Regions from separate parts of the Homo sapiens genome. Here region 2 is linked to region 1. Evidence: read pairs that join two places in POLR2A ChIA-PET (ENCODE). Cell type or tissue: CD4-positive, alpha-beta T cell. All regions are shown on one strand. Each heading gives the region's core, and the rest is flanking DNA. Links, peaks and the distances in the headings are about the cores only. Region 1 overlaps TGFBR3 (transforming growth factor beta receptor 3). Region 2 has its middle 130 kb from the start of CDC7.

Region 1 (10,366 bases), core at 4,218-6,717:
ATTTTATAATTAACTAACTGTGTGATAATTGCTGGAGCAGAATGTGTGTTTTTTTTTTTTTTCTTTTCATTCTGGAAGGTTATTTGAGGTGAAAAACTTAGATTCTAATCACAAAGGCTTGTGTTCATGTGGTACCCTGAGTACTTTTGTAAGATACTCACTGTGTTGCTGTGAGTTATCTCTTTTATGGTTTTTTCTTTAAAACAAAACTCTTCTGAGTCTCCATAAAGAATAAGTATCTCATTTTGTTATATTAGATTTTGTGCAGTTGGCTGGCAAATTAAATTTAACTTTGAGGGAAAGCACCATTGACTCATTACATACATTTTGCATCATTGCAGCGTAAGGTCTTCCCTATGTGTGTGGGAGAAGTTTCTGATCTAAATGGGCATGTTTCCTATTGCTGGTCTATCTTTTAGCCAAAGCATTTCTGAATAGACATTCCTATTCATTTTCTTATTTTCGAGACTTTAGAGAGATTGCTACTTGTTATGTATTCGTGATAAATCATCTGAATCCTGAAAAAAATACTTATGCCAACAGCCCATTTTGTAAAGACACTTGTCTTTGAGCTTTTAAGCTGTCATACTCATTATTCGTTACAATAGCTGTACAGCCATTGGATGTATCATGTTTTTGACACAGGAGCTAGGGGAAGGATGACCTACTTGTTGCATTTCACATTTTTCCATATTTATATCTTTTTTCAATTTGTGGCATCTTTATTTCATTGTTAGAGTGGTTGTTCTCTAAGACGTTCCAGGTTTTAATTTCATTCACTGTGTGGGCTAAATAAGGAGCTTTCCTGTAGAACCAATTCTACTAAATTCCTGAAAATGTCAGTTAAAAATTAGCCAGGCATGGTGGTGTGTGCCTGTAGTCCCAGCTTCTCAGGAGGCTGAGGCAGGAGGATGGCTTGAGCCAGGAGGTCGAGGCTGCAGTGAGTCATGATCATACCACTGCACTCCAGCCTGGGTGACAGAGTGAGACCTTGTCCCTACCCCCACCACACACACAAAAAAAGAAAATATGAAGAAAAAAGAAAATGCTTCCAAAAAGTATCCCATCTAGATACCATGCTGGTTAGGGCTTTTGGTCATGTTTGAATGGGACATAGCTGAACACAGAGCAGGATTTCAATGGGTAGGCTAGGAAAAGGAGAGGAGTGTCTAATTTGTTGGGAGAAAATCCACTTTTGCATAATAATAGGGGATTTACGTGTTTTCTTTGGAGTTAATATGTATTTCAAGTAGGTAGATAGGTAAGAGGTTTGCAAAAAAATTTTGCTAAGGTTGAGGTTCTGTAGTTGGCAACTCTTATAACCCTGAAGATCCTGTTCTCTAAAGCCAGGAAAAAGCAGTCTGTTTCCAATTATGTATCACAAAAAATAGTGAAATTAAGCCAAGAAAAATGATCATTTGGGAGTTGGGTTGCTTTTTTTTTTGCAGAGGGTAAAGGAGAAAGGACTGTAGACACACATTTTAAAGAATCTGCTAGTTTTTCTGTTGGCTTTCAGATTTTTCTCAAATGCTCTGTATTGGAAATTAAGAATAATTTTAGGATTAAAGGCCTTTTCCTCCTTCGGCTTCTTTTTGTTTCTCAGAGAGCAAATAGAAGAGCATTTAGGCAGTTTTTGCTGACATGAAAGGGTTTGGGTCCAGTGTTCCGGGACCCAGCTTGTGTTTTTGGTAAAGCCTTTTCCTGCCTGAATGGTCCCAGGTTATGGGCTCACAGCATCATACCTGGTAGTGGTGCTATGGTTTTTGTTATATGAATTTTTTTACCATGCTTTGAACTGAAATGTAGTCCCTGCTGCCTAGCATTATTCTGCTGGAGGAGAAAACTAGGGATGTTAGTGTGGGAAAGGTATGGAGGTGCGAAGCCTAGCATTTGGATGATGTGTGGGTGAATATATTGTCCTCAGCACTTGTCAGAAGCAACTAGCCTTTCGGGATGCCTACTGCTAGTTTCAGGATTAGTGGTCCTGTGAGACCTAGGTGTTAACTAAGAAATCTCCTTTCCACTGCCAGAAGATCAGCCCCGGCAGGTCTTAGTTCCTGTTTCTCACACCTTACACCTCCACAGAGTGTTGAATAAGACTTTCCTGATGCTGCATAATCTTTGATAACTCTTAGTCTTGTCACTGAGGCTAATGTGTTTTAGCTCTTGGTGCTTTTCTTCTCACCTCCCATTTACTCTTCTGCCTGCTGCTGGCTCCCACGCCCACCACACCCCCACCACACCCCCATGAGGTGCTAGAAGAGGTGTGAAGTACGGAGTGCAAAGTTGCATTTGCTGCTTTACTATCCTTTTTCCCCCATTTTTTTTCTTGGTTTCCCTGAAACGAGTTCTCCTGGTTTTCCTCTTATGTTCCGGATGTCTCTTCAGTCTTCCATTTTGTTTCTTTTTCTTTCTTTTTTTTTTTTTTTTTTTGAGACGGAGTCTCACTCTGTTGCCCAGGCTGGAGTGCATTGGCACGACGTTGGCTCACTGCAGTCTCCGCCTCCTGGGTTCAAGCAATTCTCCTCCCTCAGCTGCACACTCCCACCCCCCCCCCCCGCCCGAGTAGCTGGGATTACAGGTGTGCGCCACCATGCCCAGCTAATTTTTCTATTTTTAGTAGAGACAAGGTTTTGCCATGTTGGCCAGGCTGGTCTTGAACTCCTGACCTCAGGTGATCTGCCTGCCTCAGCCTCCCAAAATGCTGGGAATATAGACGTGAGCCACAGTGCCCAGCCCAGTCTTCCTTTTCAATGCTTGATCCCTATGGGTTGACATTTTCCAAGGTTGCATTTTCCTTTCCTCCTCTCCTCTCCCCTCTTCTTTTCTTTTTCTTGTCTTTTCAGTCTACATTGAGTTGCTCATATTTCTGTGCTTCAATATCAGCAGCTCCCTGTTTTTTCACACCCATATTTCCAACAGCCTATCGGACAGTGCCATCTGGTTGTTCTGTAGATTTTTCTGTTACAGTCCAAAAGCCACCATATTACTTCTCTGTGGTCCACAGCCTCCACAGTGTCACCTTCTGTATTTCCCATGTCCCTCCTTCTCTATGGGGGTTCCTGCTTACTCTTCCAGGCTCTCACTGCTGCCAGCTCCTCCAGTGGGGCTTCATGTGGCTCCTCCTGGCAGGTGCTTCTCTTGCTGCCTCGTGAGAATGTTGTTTTTCCTTCGGCAGATTCCCCAGAGCAGGATTGAGTCTTACCATCTTGGTATTCTAGGTGTGTAGCATGGGCCTGGTTTATAGATATATTGTCAAATGGAATTCTTCATTTCAGCCCACTTCAGTTATGGCTTTGGGGAAAGATCAGGCTTACAGTTGATATAAATTATAGCTATAGAAAAGACACAGAAAATCAACTCAGAATCATAGAGTTTAGGGTTACAGTGGGGCTTAGAATAATCTTCCTTAAGTTTCTCTAAAGATGAGAACAACCAGAGAGCAGTGTTTCTCTTCTTGCCCCTCTGCAGCCTAGTTCCCACCCAATAGCCAGAATGATTGTGATAAAACCTAAGTCAGATTCCTTCATTCCCTTGCTTAAAACACTCTAGGCTGGGCGCAGTGGCTCACGCCTGTAATCCCAGCACTTTGGGAGGCTGAGGCAGGCGGATCACAAAGTCAGGAGTTTGAGACCAGCCTGGCCAGCATGGTGAAACCCCGTCTCTACTAAAAAAAAAATTAGCCTGGCATGGTGGTGGGCGCCTGTAATCCCAGCTACTCGGGAGGCTAAGGCAGGAGAATCGCTTGAACCCAGGAGACGGAGGTTGCAGTGAGCTGAGATTGCACCACTGCACTCCAGTCTGGTGACAGAGTGACCAAAAAACCAAAAAACCACTCTACTGTTTATTCTTGTCTTTCTCAGAATAAAAGCCAGAATTCTTACAGTGATCTGCAAAGCCCTGCCCAACCAGCCCACCACTCTTATGCTGGTGACCCAGTTGACTTCCCTCTTGTGCTCTCTAGGCTGCTCAATCTGCTCCAGCTGCCGCACCTGACTGTTGGTCCCTGAGCACGCCAGATACGCTCTGTCTCAGGGCCTTTGCATGTGCTGTTTCCTTTGCTTGGAATGTTTTTCCCCAAATAGCTACAGAATTCGCTTCTGTTAGGTCCTTACTCAAAACAGACAAACCAAACCAAAACCCCACACACATACTTTGTCTCTCCCTTTTCTGCTTTGTTTTCTTAGCATTGGTCTCTATATAATATATAATTATGTATCTTGTTTATAGTCTGTCTCCTTTAGCTAGAATGAAAGCTCCATCAGGGCAGGGATTTTTATGTTTTGTTCTCTGTTGAATACCCACACCTGGAACAGTCCTGGCATGAAGCAGGCACTTGATAAACATTATTAAATGAATAAGAAGCATTTTATGGATTTCTTTTTTTTTTTTTTGTGGCAGGGTCTCACTCTGTCACCCAGGCTAGAGTGCAGTGGCACAATCTTGGCTCACTGCAACCTCTGCCTCCCGGGTTCAAGCCATTCTCCTGCCTCATCCTCCCAAGTAGCTGGGATTACAGGCACATGCCATCAGGCCCAGCCAATTTTTTTTGTATTTTTGGTAGAGACGGAGTTTCACCATGTTGGCCAGCCTGGTCTTGAATTTCTGATCTCAAGTGATCCACCCGCCTTGGCCTCCCAAAGTGCTGGGATTACAGGCGTTAGCCACAGCGCTCAGCCCATTTTATGGATTTCTTATAGCCCCAGTTATAGGTGCACTCAGGGCATTAAAAAGGGAAAATTGGGCCAGGCGTGTTGGCTCAGGCCTATAATCCCAACACTTTTGGAGGCCGAGGACAGGAGTCTCGAGGACTCCTGTCACTTGAGGACAGGAGTTTGAGAGCAGCCTGGCCAACATGGTAAAGCCCCATCTTTACTAAAAAAAAATACAAAAATTAGCTGGGCGTGGTGGCAGGCACCTGTAATCCCAGCTACTTGGGAGGCAGAGGCAGGAGAATTGCTTAAACCTGGGAGGGAGAGGTTGCAGTGATCTGAGATAGTGCCACTGCACTACAGCCTGGGAAACAGTGAGACTCCATCTCAAAAAAAAAAAAAAAAAAAAGAAGGGAAAATTGGCCAGGTGTGATGGCTTACCCCTATAATCCCAGTGCTTTAGGAGGCTGAGGCAGGAGGATTATATGAGGCAAAGAATTCAAGATTAGCCTGGATAACATAGTGAGACCCCATCTCCATAAAAAAATCTTAAAAAGTCAGCTGGGTGTGGTGGGGCACACCTGTAGTCCCTGCTTAAAGGGACTGTAGTTGAGGTGGGAGAATAGCTTGAGCCAAGGAGTTCGAGGCTGCAGTGAGCTATGATCATGCCACTGCACACCAGCCTGAGTGACAGAGTGAAACCCTATCCCCCCCTCCCACCACCCCGTCAAAAAAAGGGAAAACCATCAATCTCGGGGAAGGAGAATCTGATTTTTAAAAAGCCTCATTTAAGACTCGTTGGACTAGAACACTGACCTCGTTTTCATGTCTGACTCAAAGCAGCACCTGTGGGTCCCCCCATCCTTACAAGTGGTTTGGGAAGACTCCCATTTTACCTCTAACAGGCATGGGCTTGCTGCGGTTTCTCTCTGCCTGTGGTTTGCCCTTTAACCCAGCAGGCTACAAAGATGAAAAGCAAACACAACGTTAAAGAAAAGAGCTAGGGAAGAGGGCAGGGGGAAACAGGGCAGAATTTCCTTGCAGCCCTGACATCTTGCCTTGTTTCTGTGCCCATCCCCTTGTCTGGTTACACAGTCCCTTCCAGAGCTGCCTTGCTTGGGGGCTGTGCTCAGTCTTGAGACTTTTAGGCCAGATGACTCTTGAGTTTTGCTTTGATGTTGTAATTTCTTTGAAGAGAAATCTTAATTTTAGGCAAAAAGGACATTGGAGAACGGATTCTTTAAAATTAAATTACCATCTTTCGAAGTGAAGTTTTAACCCTTCTCAAGATAAGGGGTTGTCCCTGAAATTTCTGCTTGCTTCTGCTGATGATGCTAGTGGGAAGTCAGGATTGGCAGGACCCCATCTTGTGAAACCAATACCGTAAATCCTCAGGGCAATAAATTCAGCTCTGAAGAAGTGTCAGACTCTTATGGGTAGGGATTATGTGGAATGAAGTACATAATTTGTATTAGTGTAATAGTAAAGTTAGAGGAATTTGCCTCCTGCTCTTATTGAGATAACATCGGCATGGTTCCTACAGGGATAGGAAGCCCAGCCAAGAAAGGCAAAGGCTTAGGAGGAAGCTATTGGCCATGTACAAAGCCTGCAGTGTCATTCACCCTGGGATTCAAAGGTATCACATTGAAAATAAATTGTCTAGAATGGAGCTGAGTTATCAGTGAGTAGTTAAAAATAATCAAAGCTACCATTTCCTGAATTCTAACAACATACTAGGAAGTAAGTGCTTTATTTATTAATTTAGTTAGTCATCATAACAATCCCATGAAGGAGGTAGAATCATTATCTCTACTTTATAGATCAGGCATGGAGCTTTAAGTAAGTTGCCCAAAATTATATTGCTTAGAAAAGGCAGGTGGGGGATTTGAACTCAGGTAGGCTATGGGGGCCCCGCACTTTCCACTATGCTGTACTGTAGTCTGCTTCTAGGACAAACCAAGCATGCTCTTACCTCAGGACCTTTGCACTCACTATTCCCACTGCCTGGGAGGTTTTTCCTTTAGATATTGTCATAGCTTTATCTCTTACCTCTGTGCTTAAATGTTACCTTGTCTGGGAGGCCCTCTCTGACCACCCTGTCTAAAATAGCATCCCTCCTGTCATCACTCTCTCTCCTTAACCTGCTTTATTTTCCTTTCCTAGGTCTTCTCATGCCTTGACATATTATTTATTTGTTGTCTTGTCTGTCCCCACCTTTAGAAGGTAACCTATGTGAAAACAGGAGTGTGTTTAATTTGCTGCTATGTGCCCACCTCCCTGAACAGTGCCCAGGACAGGGTAGGCGCTAATAAATGTTTGTTGAGTGAATGAATGAAGTAAACTAAAACTGCTGATCAAGGCCTGCCACCCTGGTTTCAGAACAAAATAATTTGTCCCTTGTGCCAGATCTCATCAGACTACCCACCACCAGAAAGTGAGTGTCCATGCAGGGCCTGGTTGATGTCTACAGTGGCTTAGTAATAGGCACAGTCCCTATCTTTTTTTTGAAAGTCAGCTGTTTCTGGAGGATCTCTTGTTTGTAGTAGTTAAGAGCATGGGCGTGGAATTAGACAGACCTAGGTTTAAGTCCTGGTGCCAGGATTTATAAGCTGGTGACTTGGGGTTGCTTAGCATCTTTTTTTTTTTTTTGGTGACAGAGCAGAGTCCCACTCTGTTGCCCAGGCTGGAGTGCAGTGGTGCCATTGTAGCTCACTTGCAGCCTTGAACTTCTGGGCTCAAGTGATCCCCCTGCCTCAGCCTTCCAAGTAGCTAGGACTATTGGCATGCGCCACCATGCCTGGCTAATATTTGTGTTTGTATTTATTTATTTATTTATTTTCAGAAACTCCTGATATTCAAATTATTTTTATTTTTTCTATGTTTCCCAGGCTGGTCATGAACTCCTGGCTTCAAGGGAGCCTTTGGCCTCTGCCTCCCAAAGTGCTGGGATTATAGGTGTGAACCACTGTACCCAGCCTTACTTAGCATCTTGAAGCCTCACCTTTCTCACTACAAAATGGAGTAAAGGGCATCTGTCTCCTTGTATTGTTGAGAAGATTAAATGGGAAATTGTGATATACATGATAGGTGTTCAGTAGATGATAACAGACATTTTGTGGGTTCAGAAGAAAGCAGAGATGTCAGCTTCTGACAGGAAGGGGAATAAGGTATAGACACTTGATCAACCACAGAATAATTACAAAGCAGCATGTGGACAAGTCTTGGCTTTGTAACTAAGTAGCTGTGTAAAGCTGGGCCAGTCGTTGAGCCTTTCTAATTTTTGGTTTGCTAATCTGTAAAATTAAAGGGTCGGAGTAGATACTACCTGTTCTAGCATTCCAAATTGGCTCTGACTAGAAGATAACATGGAACAAATTATACACAAAATGATAAGTGACAGAATGTTCACAGTAGGATGGGATTAATCAGAAGTCTCTTTTGGAATGAGGTGAGGACTATTGGTAGAGTTCTTGGACTTTGAGGAATAGCATAAAGATGGCAGATTGTGATAAAATGGTTAGATCTGACAAAATTCAGGTTTTTTGTGTGCTTACATTGTTGGGAAGATACTGCATTTAAATAATTTTTGTTTACGTAAGTTATATATTAAAATAGCTAATGTAGTATTAATATTCTGTTTATTCTTATGTTGCCAAGTTGAATATTTTTCTTGGATAACACTTTTCTGTTTTGTGAAGTTATTCCTGCTAGCCTTTACATAATTATGCATTTCAGATTTCCACAAGTGTGTTTGAAGTCTCATTTTCTAGAAGGGATTCAGGATTATTAGTCCATGTAATGACAATTATAGTATGATATAGAATAAAAGATTTTCTTGTTTAATTTCTTCATATTAGAAATGAGGGAAGTAGGATGCAGAAGGTCTGAGCTGGTAAAACATGCTGATGGTCGCACTCCTGCCTCCTTTTCCTTTGAGGATGCCTGAGGTTCTTATACATAACTCTTGTTATTGAGAAATGTTCTAATTTATCATCCTGCTGTACTATTTTTTCTTTTTTCTTTTGTTTGAGACGGAGTCTCGCTCTGTTGCCTAGGCTGGAATGCAGTGGCGTGATCTCAGCTCACTGTAACCTCTGCCTGCCGAGTTCAAGCGGTTCTCCTGCCTCAGCCTCCCGAGTAGCTGAGATTACAGGCATGTGCCACTACACCTGGCTAATTCTGTATTTCTTGTAGAGATGTGATTTCACCATGTTGGCCAGGTTGGTCTGGAACTCCTGACCTCAAGTGATCTGCCCACCTTGGCCTACCAAAGTGCTGTGATTACAGGTGTGAGCTACCACTCCCGGCCTGTACTATTTTTATTGTAGTGTGCACAGTAGTATTTATACCTGTAGTCCACTGTGGTACCCTCATTAGATGCCCGCTGTCAGCCAAGTGTAGGTAGACTGTGATCCGCCTTGCTGGAATTAAGACAGTGGGAAAGCCATACTTGGAAGGAAATAATTACATAATAATTACAACCTGAAGGGTTGTACTGCGTTCTAGGTGTCCAAGTTTAACTTGGTCCAAGGGAATCAGAGGAGGCTTCCTTCAAGAAGTAAGGCTTTTGCTGAGACCTGAAGATGTTAGAAAGTGACCATCCTAGGGACCATGGAGGGATGTTGAGTTCCGATATAGTGAACATCACTTTTGGAAGGTGAGGACTTGGCCCTTTTGTGGGACTGAATTGACACTAGTGTGGCTGGAGTGTGCAGAAGATGAGCTTGGACTAACTAGACGATGGTTGGTGGCCATGTGAAGTTTTGCTGTTTATCTGGACGGCAGTGGGCAACCATTGAAGAGTTTTAATTCTTAGTGTTTCACATGCCTGGGCTCTAAACCACCACACCTGGTGCACTTTTAAATTTTTTGTAGAGACAGCGTTTCACTATGTTGTCCAGGCTATCAAAAGCTTTTTTCAATGGCCAGGTGCTTGCTAGGGCCTGAGGGAGGATGACTGTTGTCCTGAGAATATTCTGATATGCTGAATTTTGCTCGAATAATTACAGCTTTATGATTTAAACCTTTTTGATGACAGCTGATTCCTCATTCTAGGTAGCTTGGTTGGTTTGGTGGCAGTGCCAGACCAAGTTCCACAGCCCCCAGCTGAACCCCTGCAGCTAATTGGGAATCATCAAATAGAATCGAGAAGGGCCCTGCAGCCAGATCCCTGTAACTTATACCAGAAATGTTGAGGCAATGGCTTCACCACCATTTGGACAGTTTTGCTACATTATGAGTATCTTTAGAACCCATACCTTGTATGGAATTTGGAATCATTTTTTTGTGATGGAGGGAATTTTTGAAATTCTAGATGATAAAGTCTAATCTCAAAAATAATACAAAATTTGCTATAAACAACTATTTCTGTTGCCTTGCTACTAGTAGTTTGCTTATTTTCTTTTTGGAAGTCTAGGTATATTTTAACCATAAAAATACCAATGACTATTATTTATTTAAAATAGACAGTGTGGGGCCGAGCACAGTGGTTCACACCTGTAATCCCAGCACATTGTGAGGCTGAGGTGGGTTGATCACCTGAGGTCAGGAGCTCGAGACCAGCTGGGCCAACATGGCGAAACCCTGTCTCTACTAAAAATACAAAAATTAGCCAGGCGTGGTGGCACATGCCTGTAATCCTGGCTATTTGGGAGGCTGAGACAAGAGAATTGCTTGAACCCAAAGGCAGAGGTTGCAGTGAGCTGACATCGTGC
Region 2 (10,366 bases), core at 3,799-6,298, 240 kb after region 1:
CGAATCACTTGAGGCCAGGAGTTTGAGACCAGCCTAGCCAACATAGCGAAACCCCGTCTCCACTAAAAAGACAAAAAAATTAGCCTGGTGTGGTGGTGCATGCCTGTGGTCCCAGCTACTTGGGAGGCTGAGGCATGAGAATCGTTTGAATCCGGGAGGTGGAAGTTGCAGTGAGCCATGATCCTGCCACTGCACTCCAGACCGGGCCACAGAGCAAGGCTCTGTCTCAAACAACAACAACAACAAAAACCCAAAAAAGCCTTGACAAACTGAATCAGCATAAGGAAGCTCCCTCTACTTTAGCCATATAAGGAAAGTAACCTGAAGTAACCTGCTGTTAACCAATTCACTTTTTGCACTCTGCTGTTCCCTTGTTGCTGCTCAAGCTACCTTACAAAAACCAACTGTTCTGCCATGCCCAGGAGAACACCTTTCTATTCTGTACATGAGATGCTGCCTGATTCATGAATCACTAATAAAGCCAATTAGATCTTTAAACTCAGTTTGTTGAAATTTTTTCCTTGACAATATATAGGTAATGACACTCATTGATAGGACTGCTTCTAATGCCAAAAAGTTATAAATAGCCTAAGCATTGAACAATAGGGAATACATAATTCGGTTCTCCATTATGTACCATTGAAAATGATGTTATAGAACAGTATTTATTGTTAAGAAACAATGTATTGTTAAATGAATAAAGAGGGCTTCAAAACAGTATGTGTAGTATAATCCCATTTTTAATTTAAAAAGTATCCATCTGAGAAAAATATTAGAGTGATATTATTTCTGAATAGTTTTACTTTTTTCTCAATGTTTTATAAATTCTCTGAATTGAATATGCATGCCTTTTTAGTAAAAACACACTAATATTGTTGAAAAAACAATACTGAAGATGGTAACTAAGAGAAAACATTCTCTACAATGCTCAAAAGAAGGCAATGAAGGTTCTGAGTACAGGGAGAGAGAGGTGGGAGTATGGGCACTTAGCGATCTTACCCAACAGCCTTAGCAAGGACCTCAGGTTCAAATAGGATTTAAGGACTGAACTTGAAGTTCTTATTTCATTCATCTTGAGCCTCGACGCTTTTTCAGCTGCCCATCACCCAGCCTTGCAGAGAGGACACAAACTCCTGTTAAGGCTTCTCTCTGGGATTTAATAAGAATAGCTTATGTTAAGTACTACTTATAGGTTCTATACATTACCTCTCAAAACAGGAATTAGTAATAATAATAATAACAGCTGAAAAGTAGTCAATGGTTTCTGTTTACCAATGCTTAGGCATTTAACATCTATTAACTCATTTTCTTTTTTTTGAGACAAAGTTTCCCTCTTCTTGCCCAAGCTGGAGTGCAGTGACGTGATCTTGACTCACTGCAACTTCCGCCTCCTGGGTTCAAGTGATTCTCCTACCTCAGCCTCCCGAGTAGCTGGAATTACAGGTGCCCACCACCATGCCTGGCTAATTTTTTGTATTTTCAGTAGAGACCGGGTTTCACCATGTTGGCCAGGCTGGTTTTGAACTCCTGGCCTCAAACTATCCACCCGTCTTGGCCTCCCAAAGTGCTAGGATTACAGGTGTGAGCCATCGTGCCCGGCCCTATTAACTCATCTTTATTTCTCTTTCATTTAAGTCTCTCTCCCACACTTCCCAATTGATCTGTCCATAAATCCTGTTGGTTCCTCATTCAAAATATATACAGATGCTAATCCTTCCTAATCACCTCCTCCACTAGCACCCTAAGCCACCTTCCTGTCCCACTGAGGCAGTCTTCCATTGGTCTTCCTGATGCTGCAGCCCTGCGGTCTATTTTCAACAGAGCAGCCATAGGTATTTACATGTAAATCAGATCAGTGTGATAATCTGGTCAAAATCCTTTGATGGCTCTTCTGGCTCAGAGAAAAAAGCCAGATTTCTTACAACAATCTATAGTAAGGCTCTACGTGATCTGGTCCAGTCTTCCTTTGTACCTCCCCCGACCCTCACCCAACACACCTTACACCCCATCATCTTTTCTCTCCCCTCTCTGTCACTCAGCTGTCGCTGAGCTGGCTTTCTTACTGCTTCTAGAACACCCAGAGGCAGACTGCTGCCTCAAGGCCTTTTTCTACCAGGAGTGCTTCACCCCCAGATTAACCACAGGACTTGCTCCCTCAGGACTTCCCTAAAATGTCACCTTCTCAGTGAAGCCTTTCCTGATCAACTTAAAATGAAACATTCCATCCATCACCCTATTCACCTTCTTCCCATTCCTCATATATATATATGAAATTTACATATATTTGTGTATATACTTTTTCTGCAACACAAATTCTCACCTAACACATGCGTCATTTGATTGTCTCCTCTTACTGGAACGTTAGCATTACAAGGGCTAGGTTATGTTCTTTGCTCTATCCCCTACACCTAGAATAGTACTTGCACCTAGGGTGCACTCAACAAATATTTTTGTTGAATAAATGAATGAAGGAATCAATAATTTCTTCATAAAAACTTTTGAAGGCATTATCTGAATTTTACAGTTTAATAAACTAAGATTCAGGAGGTTAAAAATTAACATATTATTTTAATTAATTTTGTATCCAACACGAATCCCTGCAATTGCATTTTTAACAGTTTTATTGAGATATAATTTGCATACTATACAATTTACCCATACAATTCAATGGTTTTTAGTATATTCACAGTTGTGTAACTGTCACCGCAATCTAATTTTAAAACAGGGAAACCCTGTTCCCATCAGCAGTTGCTCCCCTTCTTCTCCCCAATCCCCCCAGCCCTAGGCAACCACTAAACTTACTTTTTGTCTCTATAGATTTGTCTATTCTAGACATTTCATAGAAACAGAATCATACAATGTGTGTCTTTTGTGACTTCCTTCTTTCACTTAGCATAATGTTCAAGTTTCATTCATGCTGTAGTATGTATTAAAACTTCATTTCTTTTCATGGCTGTATAATATTCCACTGTGTGGCTACAAGACATTTTATTTATTCATCAGTTTATAGACATTTGTTTTTGCCTATTATTAATAATGCTTTTATGAGCATTCATGTACAAGTTTTTGTGTGGATGTATGTTTTCACTTCTTTTGGGTCCATACCTAGAACTGAAATTGCTGGGTCACATGGTAATTCTATATTTGGCCTTCATGAGGAACTTCTAGATTGTTTTTCAAATTAGCTATACCAGTTTACACTTCCACCAGCAGTGTATAAGAGCTCCAATTTGTCTGTGTTCTCAGCAACACTTGTTATTACCTTTAAAAAAAAATTTTAGCCATCTTAGTGGGTGTAAAGTAATATCTCATTGTGGTTTTTATTTACATTTACCTAATAACTAATGATATGAAACATCTTTTCATATGCTAATTGGTTGTTTATATATCTTTGGAGAAAATATTCTGAACTTTTACCCTGTTTTATAATTGTTATTGAATTGTAAGAGTTCTTCATATATTCTAGAGTTCCTTATCATACATATATTTTGCAAATATATGCTCCTATTTGATGGCTTGTTTTTCTACTTTTTTGATAGTATCAGTGGGAAGAAAGTTTTAATTTTAATGGTGTCAAATTTATCTTAGTTTTTTCACTTGTGCTGTTGCTGTTGAATCTAAGAAGACTCTTGACCTAAGGTCACAAAGATTTATTTTTATGTTTTTTTTCTTTTCTTTTTTGAAGAAGGGTCTTGCTCTGTTGCCCAAGCTTGGGTGTAGTGGCAATCCTGGCTCACCATAGCCTCAGCCTCCCAGGCTCAAACAATTTATCCTCCCACCTCAGTCTCCAGAGTAGCTGGAACTATAGGCACATGCCACCATACCTGACTAGCTGTTTTTTTTTGTTTTTTTTTTTTTCAATTTCTTGTAGCAACAGGGTCTCACTTTGTTGCCTAGGCTGGTCTCAAACTTCTGGTCTCAAGCAATCCTCTTGCCCTTGCCTCCCAAAGTGCTGGGATTGTACCTGGCCCTTTTTATTCTAAGTGTTACATTGTATAGGTTTATCTCTTTCACTTAGTTCTATAATCCATTTTGAGCTAATTCTTGTGTATGGTGTAAGGAAGAGATTCACCTTCATTCTTTTGCATGTGGATGTCCAGTTTTCACAGAACCATTTGTGGAAGACTATTTCTTCCCCATTGGAGAAAAAAGTCTTGGTACACTTGTCAAAAATCAATCGATCATAAATATAAGGATTTATTTCTCTACTCTCAATTCTATTCCATTAATCTATATATCTATCTTTATGCCCCAGTAAAATGCTGTCTTGATTGCTGTAGTTTTGAAGTACTTTGAAATCAGAAAATATGAGTCCTTCAACCTTGTTCTTCTTTTTTCAAGATTTTTTTTTTTTTTTAGCTATTCTGGGTCCCTTGTCTCTGTGTAAATTTTAGGGCCAACTTACTAATTTCTGAAAAAAAGACAGCTAGGATTTTAATAGGGACTGTGCTGAATCTATAGATCAATTTAAGGAGTATTGTCATTTTAATAACATTAAGCCTGCCAATCCTTGAACATGAAATGCCTTTCATTTATTTAAGTATTTAATTTCTTTCAGTGATGTTTTGTTTTCAATGTATATATCTTACACTTATTTTATTAAATTTATTCCTAAGTATTTTGTTCTTTTTGATGCTATTGTAAATAAAATTGCTTTTTTCATTTCTTTTTTAGGTTATTAATGTATAGTATATAGAAATACAACTGATATCTGTATATTGATCTTATATTTTACAGCCTTGCTGAAATAGTGAGTTTTACTTCTTCTTTTCCAACTGGGATGCCTTTTATACCCTTTTCTTGCCTTACTGCACTGACTAGAACTTCTAGTACAATATTCAATAAAAGTGGCAAGAGCAGATATCTTTGTTTGTTTCCTAATCTTTAGAGGAAAACAGTCAGTCTTTTATTCAAAGTATGATGTTAGCTGTCAGTCTTTTGTGGATAGTCTTTAGCAGGTTGAGGAAGTTACCTTCTATTCCCAAACTGTTAAATATTTTTATCATGAATGGGTGTTGGATCTTGTCAAACGCTTTTTCTGCATCTGTTGGGATGATCATCTAATTAGTTTTAAATTTTTTTTTTGGTTGTTGTTTTAGAGATGGGGTATCATAACTCACTGCAGCCTCTACCTTCTGGGCTCATGCAATCCTCCTGTCTTGGCCTCCCAAAGTGCTGAGATTACAGGCATGAACCACCACACCAGGACTAATTTTTGTTTTTATTTTGTTGATATGGTATCTTACATAAATTGATTCTCTGATGTTAGACCAACCTTGCATTTCTAGGATAAATCCCACTTGGTCATGGTATATAATCTTCTTTACAAATTGCTGGATTTGATTTGTTAGTATTTTACTGAGGATTTTTGTGTCTATATTCATAAGAGATATTGGTCTGTAGTTTTCTCGTGATGTCTTTGTTTGGTGTGGTATCAGGGTAATGCTGCCTTTACATAACATATTTGGGAGTATTCTCTCTTATTGTCTTTCTTTTTTTTTTTTTTTTTTTTTTTTTTGAGATGGAGTCTCGCTCTGTCGCCCAGGCTGGAGTGCAGTGGTGCGATCTCGGTTCACTGCAAGCTCCGCTTCCCAGGTTCACGCCATTCTTCTGCCTCAGCCTCCCGAGTAGCTGGGACAACAGGCACCCGCCACCATGCCCAGCTAATTTTTTTTGTATTTTTTAGTAGAGACGGGGTTTCACCGTGTTAGCCAGGATGATCTCCATCTCCTGACCTCGTGATCCGCCCACCTAGGCCTCCCAAAGTGCTGGGATTACAGGCGTGACCCACCGCACCTGGCCGCTTCTCTCCTATTTTCTAAAAAAGTTTGTGAAAGATTGGTTTTAATTATTCTTTAAATGGTTGGTAGAATTCATCAGTTTAAAGGCATCAGGACCTGGAACCTTTTTTTTTTCTTTTTTGAGACGGAGTCTGGCTCTGTTGCCCAGGCTGGAGCGCGGTGGTGCGATCTCGGTTCACTGCAAGCTCCGCCTCCTGGGTTCACGCCATTCTCCTGCCTCAGCCTCCCGAGTAGCTGAGAATACAGGCACCCGCCACCTCGTCCGGCTAATTTTTTGTATTTTTAGTAGAGACGGGGTTTCACCGTGTTAGCCAGGATGGTCTCGATCTCCTGACCTTGTGATCTGCCCGCCTCGGCCTCCCAAACTGCTGGGATTACAGGCGTGAGCCACGGCGCCCAGCCTGACAACCTGGACATTTTTTTAGGAGAAGTTTTAAAATTACGAATTTAGTCTCTTTACTTGTTATCGGTCTTGTCTTACGTGTTCCTGTGAAGAGACCCCCAAACAGGCTTTGTGTGAGCAACATGGCTGTTTATTTCACCTGGGTGCAGGCAGGCTGAGTCCGAAAAGAGAGTCAGCAAAGGGTGGTGGGATTATCATCAGTTCTTACAGGTTTTGGGATAGGCGGTGGAGTTAGGAGCAATGTTTTGGGGGCAGGGGGTGGATCTCACAAAGTACATTCTCAAGGGTGAGGAGAATTCCAAAGAACCTTCTTAAGCGTGGGGGAGATTACAAAGAACCTTCTTAAGGACAGGGGAGATTGCAAAGTATATTGATCAGTTAGGGTGGGGCAGAAACAAATCACAATGGTGGAATGTCATCGGTTAAGGCTATTTTCACTTCTTCTGTGGATCTTCAGTTGCTTCAGGCCATCTGGATATATACGTGCAGGTCACAGGGGATATGATGGCTTAGCTTGGGCTCAGAGGCCTGACAGGCCTATTCAGGTTTTCTACTTCTTCCTGAGTCCGTTTCTGTAGTATGTGTCTTTCTGGAAATTTGTCCATTTCATCTAAGTTGTCTATTTTGTTGATATACAGTTGTTTATAATATTACATTATAATCCCTTTTGTTTTTCTAAGATCAGTAGTGATGTCCTGCTTTCATTCCTGATTTTAGCTGCAATTGCATTTTAATGCAAAGGTAGTATGTGACTATGGAGCCTTGAGACATTTTTATTCAGGAAAACAAGTGTCTGGAAATTAGTAAGATTTTAAAGGGAGTAATATAAACTATAGAACCAGTAGTATTTTAATGAAAGGTAGTTCCAGCAGTGCTAGGCCCAGCTCCTAAGAACTGTCGAAGATCTGGAAAGTCAGGGAGAGTATCTCTGTGTATTGTGATTGTACCATTGGAGTCCTATGGTATTACCAGAAAAGGCATGTCTCAGCACATAGAGCAGCTGGGAGTTATCTGGTACCATATAAAAACATTTTTATGGGCAGAAATAATTTGAAAAGGAGGTTAAAGTTGTCATTAAATTAGCCACCCTTATTCATTTCTATGATAAGATCATAAAGGGCAGAGTTCACCTAACTCCTTATTGGTTTCTTGAATGGTTTTCGGAAAAGCAGTTTAGAAGAAAGGGAAAAATCATAGGATTTTTAAATTCACACAAACCATGTGGCACAAGCAAATTTGTTAGTTATTAAATGTTTAGCTAGGGGATTAATAAGCCATTAATGGGCTAGAATGTTTAGGAGAATGGTAACATAGGTCTAAGGATTGTTACTGACTTGGGGATATTCTAGTGCGTTCAGACTTTAGTTGAAGTTGAATGTATTTCCCATTTTTCTTATAATTGCACAAATTAACATTTTTTTAATATAAGAAAATTAGGTCCTAAATGCAACATGCCATGCTAAGCCCTATCATAATACTAAAAATCAAAGGTCATTCTTCCCACTGAGTTTAAGGGAAAAAAAAGTAAAAAACAAAACAAAACAATACAAAACCAAATGTGAGTCCCACGAAAGCAGGGACTTTGGTTATCTTATTTTGTAGTTGTGTCCCAAGCATAGTGCTGTAAACCATGAGGACCCCCAATGGTGAATAAGTGAATGATTAATAGTAGCTGCCTGTCACTAGGTTTCACTGTAAATAATAATAATGAAAACCCCCTTTTTGTTGAAGAGATATCACAGCTCAAAGGCAAAAAACCCTCTCCCTGCAACTTTCAAAGTGCAGCTATAAAATTCCCCTGAAGAAGCGGTCCCCTGAGTGATAAAGCGTCCCAACTCGAAGTTTCAAAACTCAGCCTGTCGGGCATATCAGAATCTTGAAACAATCACGTTTAAAAACACTGTTGTTGTAAGGATTTTATTTGATTTAAATGTTGTTTCTCTTGGAAAAGTCTTGTTTTTCTAAGCAAGTTAGATGGTTGAACTGGGCATACTGGGAAAAGAGAAAAAGATGTTTTAAAAAAGGAGAATATGGTTACTTTTTTGTAGGAGTCTCTATGGAGTTTCTGATACCTTACATTTAACTTCACCAATAAATGCTTTTTTATCCAAGAATAGATTGAAATGCAATTTTATGTCAAGAATTTTCCTAAGACTAGCTAATCATAACCTTTCTTATGGGGTTATGAGGAGTTAATGCTCTAACGTATGTAAAGTACCTGAATACACAAGACAGTCATTCACTGCAGCAAGTTTATTACTTTTGTAGACAACTTCTGTCCTTATTTAACATTTTGATATTTTCTTCACTGTGGATTTTCTAAAAGTAATTTTGATTCATTAAAGGATTGCATTAAAATGTTATTTATCTTGATTACTGAACGTTTTGGCTCCCCCTAAATTTTGTGCCTGAAGCAAGTCCCCCCTTTGCCTCACCTTAGCCCCAGCCCTGGTGGATAACTCAGTGATCTGGGGATGATTTAACAAGGTTGTGCAGTGTGTACCAGGCCTATTCCTCCTTATACTGAAAACTGTTGGCTTTGTGGAGAAGCAGTGTCATCACAGTTATTTGGTGATAATGAACACAGTTCCGCCTAGCCACTCTTGATTGAACTGGGTTGATCACCTGATCCAAAGACATCCAGTCCATGGACTGCCCAGTGATCATTTGTATGCCTGGGCTTACAATGGTGAGGCAGGCTAATCAGATTCCTTTCTGATTGAAAGGGTCTAATGACTTTAAATACGGAAATTGAATAGAAGTATTTACAAGTGAAATGAAACGATTTCTGGGATTTGCTTTAAAATAAAAAAAAAAAAAGAGAGAGGTAAACAGAAGTTTATTTTTATTTAAAAAAACCTTTTATTTTAGATTCAGGGGTACATGTGCAGGTTTGTTATATGGGTAAACTTGTGTCATGGGCATTTGTTTGTTGCACAGATTATTTAGTCACCCAGGTACTAAACCTAGTACTCAATAGTTATTTTTTCCTGCTCCTCTCCCTCCTCCCACCCTTCATTCTTAGGTAGGCCCCAGTGTGTGTTGTTCGAGTTGTCCATGTGTTCTCATCATTTAGCTCCCACTTATAAGTGAAAACACACAGTACTTGGTTTTCTTTTCCTGCATTAGTTTGCTAAGGATAATGGCCTCCAGCTCTGTCCGTGTTCCTGCAAACGATATGATCTTTTTCTTTTTTATGGCTGCATGATATTCCATGATGTATATATACCACATTTTCTTTATCCAGCCCACATTGGTGGGCATTTAGGTTGATTCCACATCTTGGCCATTGTGAATAGTGCTGCAACGAACATGCACACATGCATGTGTCTTTATGATAGAATGACTTATATTCCTTTGGGTATATATCCAGTAATGGGATTGCTGGGTTGAATGGCAGTTCTGTTTTTAGCTGTATGAGGAATACCACACTGCTTTCCACAATAGTTGGACTAATTTACACGCCTAACAGTGTATATAAGTCTTCCCTTTTCTCCACAACCTTGCCAGCATCTGTTATTTTTTGACTTTTTACTAATAGCCATTCTGATTGGTGTGAGATGGTATCTCATTGCGGTTTTGATTTGCATTTCTCTAATGGTCAGTGATATTGAGCTTTTCTTCATATGCTTTTTGGCCTTATGTATGTCTTCTTCTGTTCATGTCCTTTGCCAACTTTTTAGTGTTTTTTTTTTCTTGTAAATTTGCACAGGCTTTTTATAGATGCTGGATATTAGACCTTTGTCAGATGCATAGTTTGACAGAAGTTTAGAAGAAAAGTATTAGTAATTGGAAGTTGGGTGATGGGTATGTGGGGCTTTAGTATTCTACTGTAGTGTGTATGTGTTGTGTGTTAAATTCTATAATTGAAACATTTATTTTTAAATTGCAGCTTTTCTAAAACTAGACCAATGAACACTGAAGGCAAAAGCCAAATCTCTATATCAAGAGTTGCCATTAGGCTGGGGCCTGAGTGGCCCTCACAAGCCACAGGCATTCCAAAGTTAGAGGAATTTGAAAGAATGGGTAAGCAGAGAAAGCTGGTCAGTTAGGGAGGAGAATGGAGCGGTCATTGCCAGAGATAGGTAGATGCCTAGAGAGAGTGGTCTCTGCTAGTTGCAGATTTCCCCTGGTGCCCAGCCATACTATGGTACCTGTCCTT

The links. Peaks named below come from ENCODE experiments on the same cell type or tissue, not always from the same donor. Only the 100,000 strongest peaks of a DNase experiment are listed, where the experiment ranks them.
Region 2: POLR2A ChIA-PET joins it to region 1 with 5 read pairs; 3 of 35 experiments call an interaction of 5 or more read pairs at or near these places.

The regions. Positions count from the first base shown.
Region 1 is chr1:91,867,978-91,878,343 of GRCh38, reverse strand. All of the region lies in intron 1 of TGFBR3 (transforming growth factor beta receptor 3), which reads left to right. Among named protein-coding and RNA genes, the nearest start is that of TGFBR3, 13 kb to the left of the region's middle. RefSeq lists enhancers at 5,749-5,818, 8,927-9,426, 9,427-9,928. In CD4-positive, alpha-beta T cell, for the core only: no CTCF peak of the experiment used is centred there; a DNase peak (open chromatin) is centred at 5,563.
Region 2 is chr1:91,623,570-91,633,935 of GRCh38, reverse strand. No RefSeq gene overlaps it. Among named protein-coding and RNA genes, the nearest start is that of CDC7, 130 kb to the right of the region's middle. In CD4-positive, alpha-beta T cell, for the core only: no CTCF peak of the experiment used is centred there; no DNase peak of the experiment used is centred there.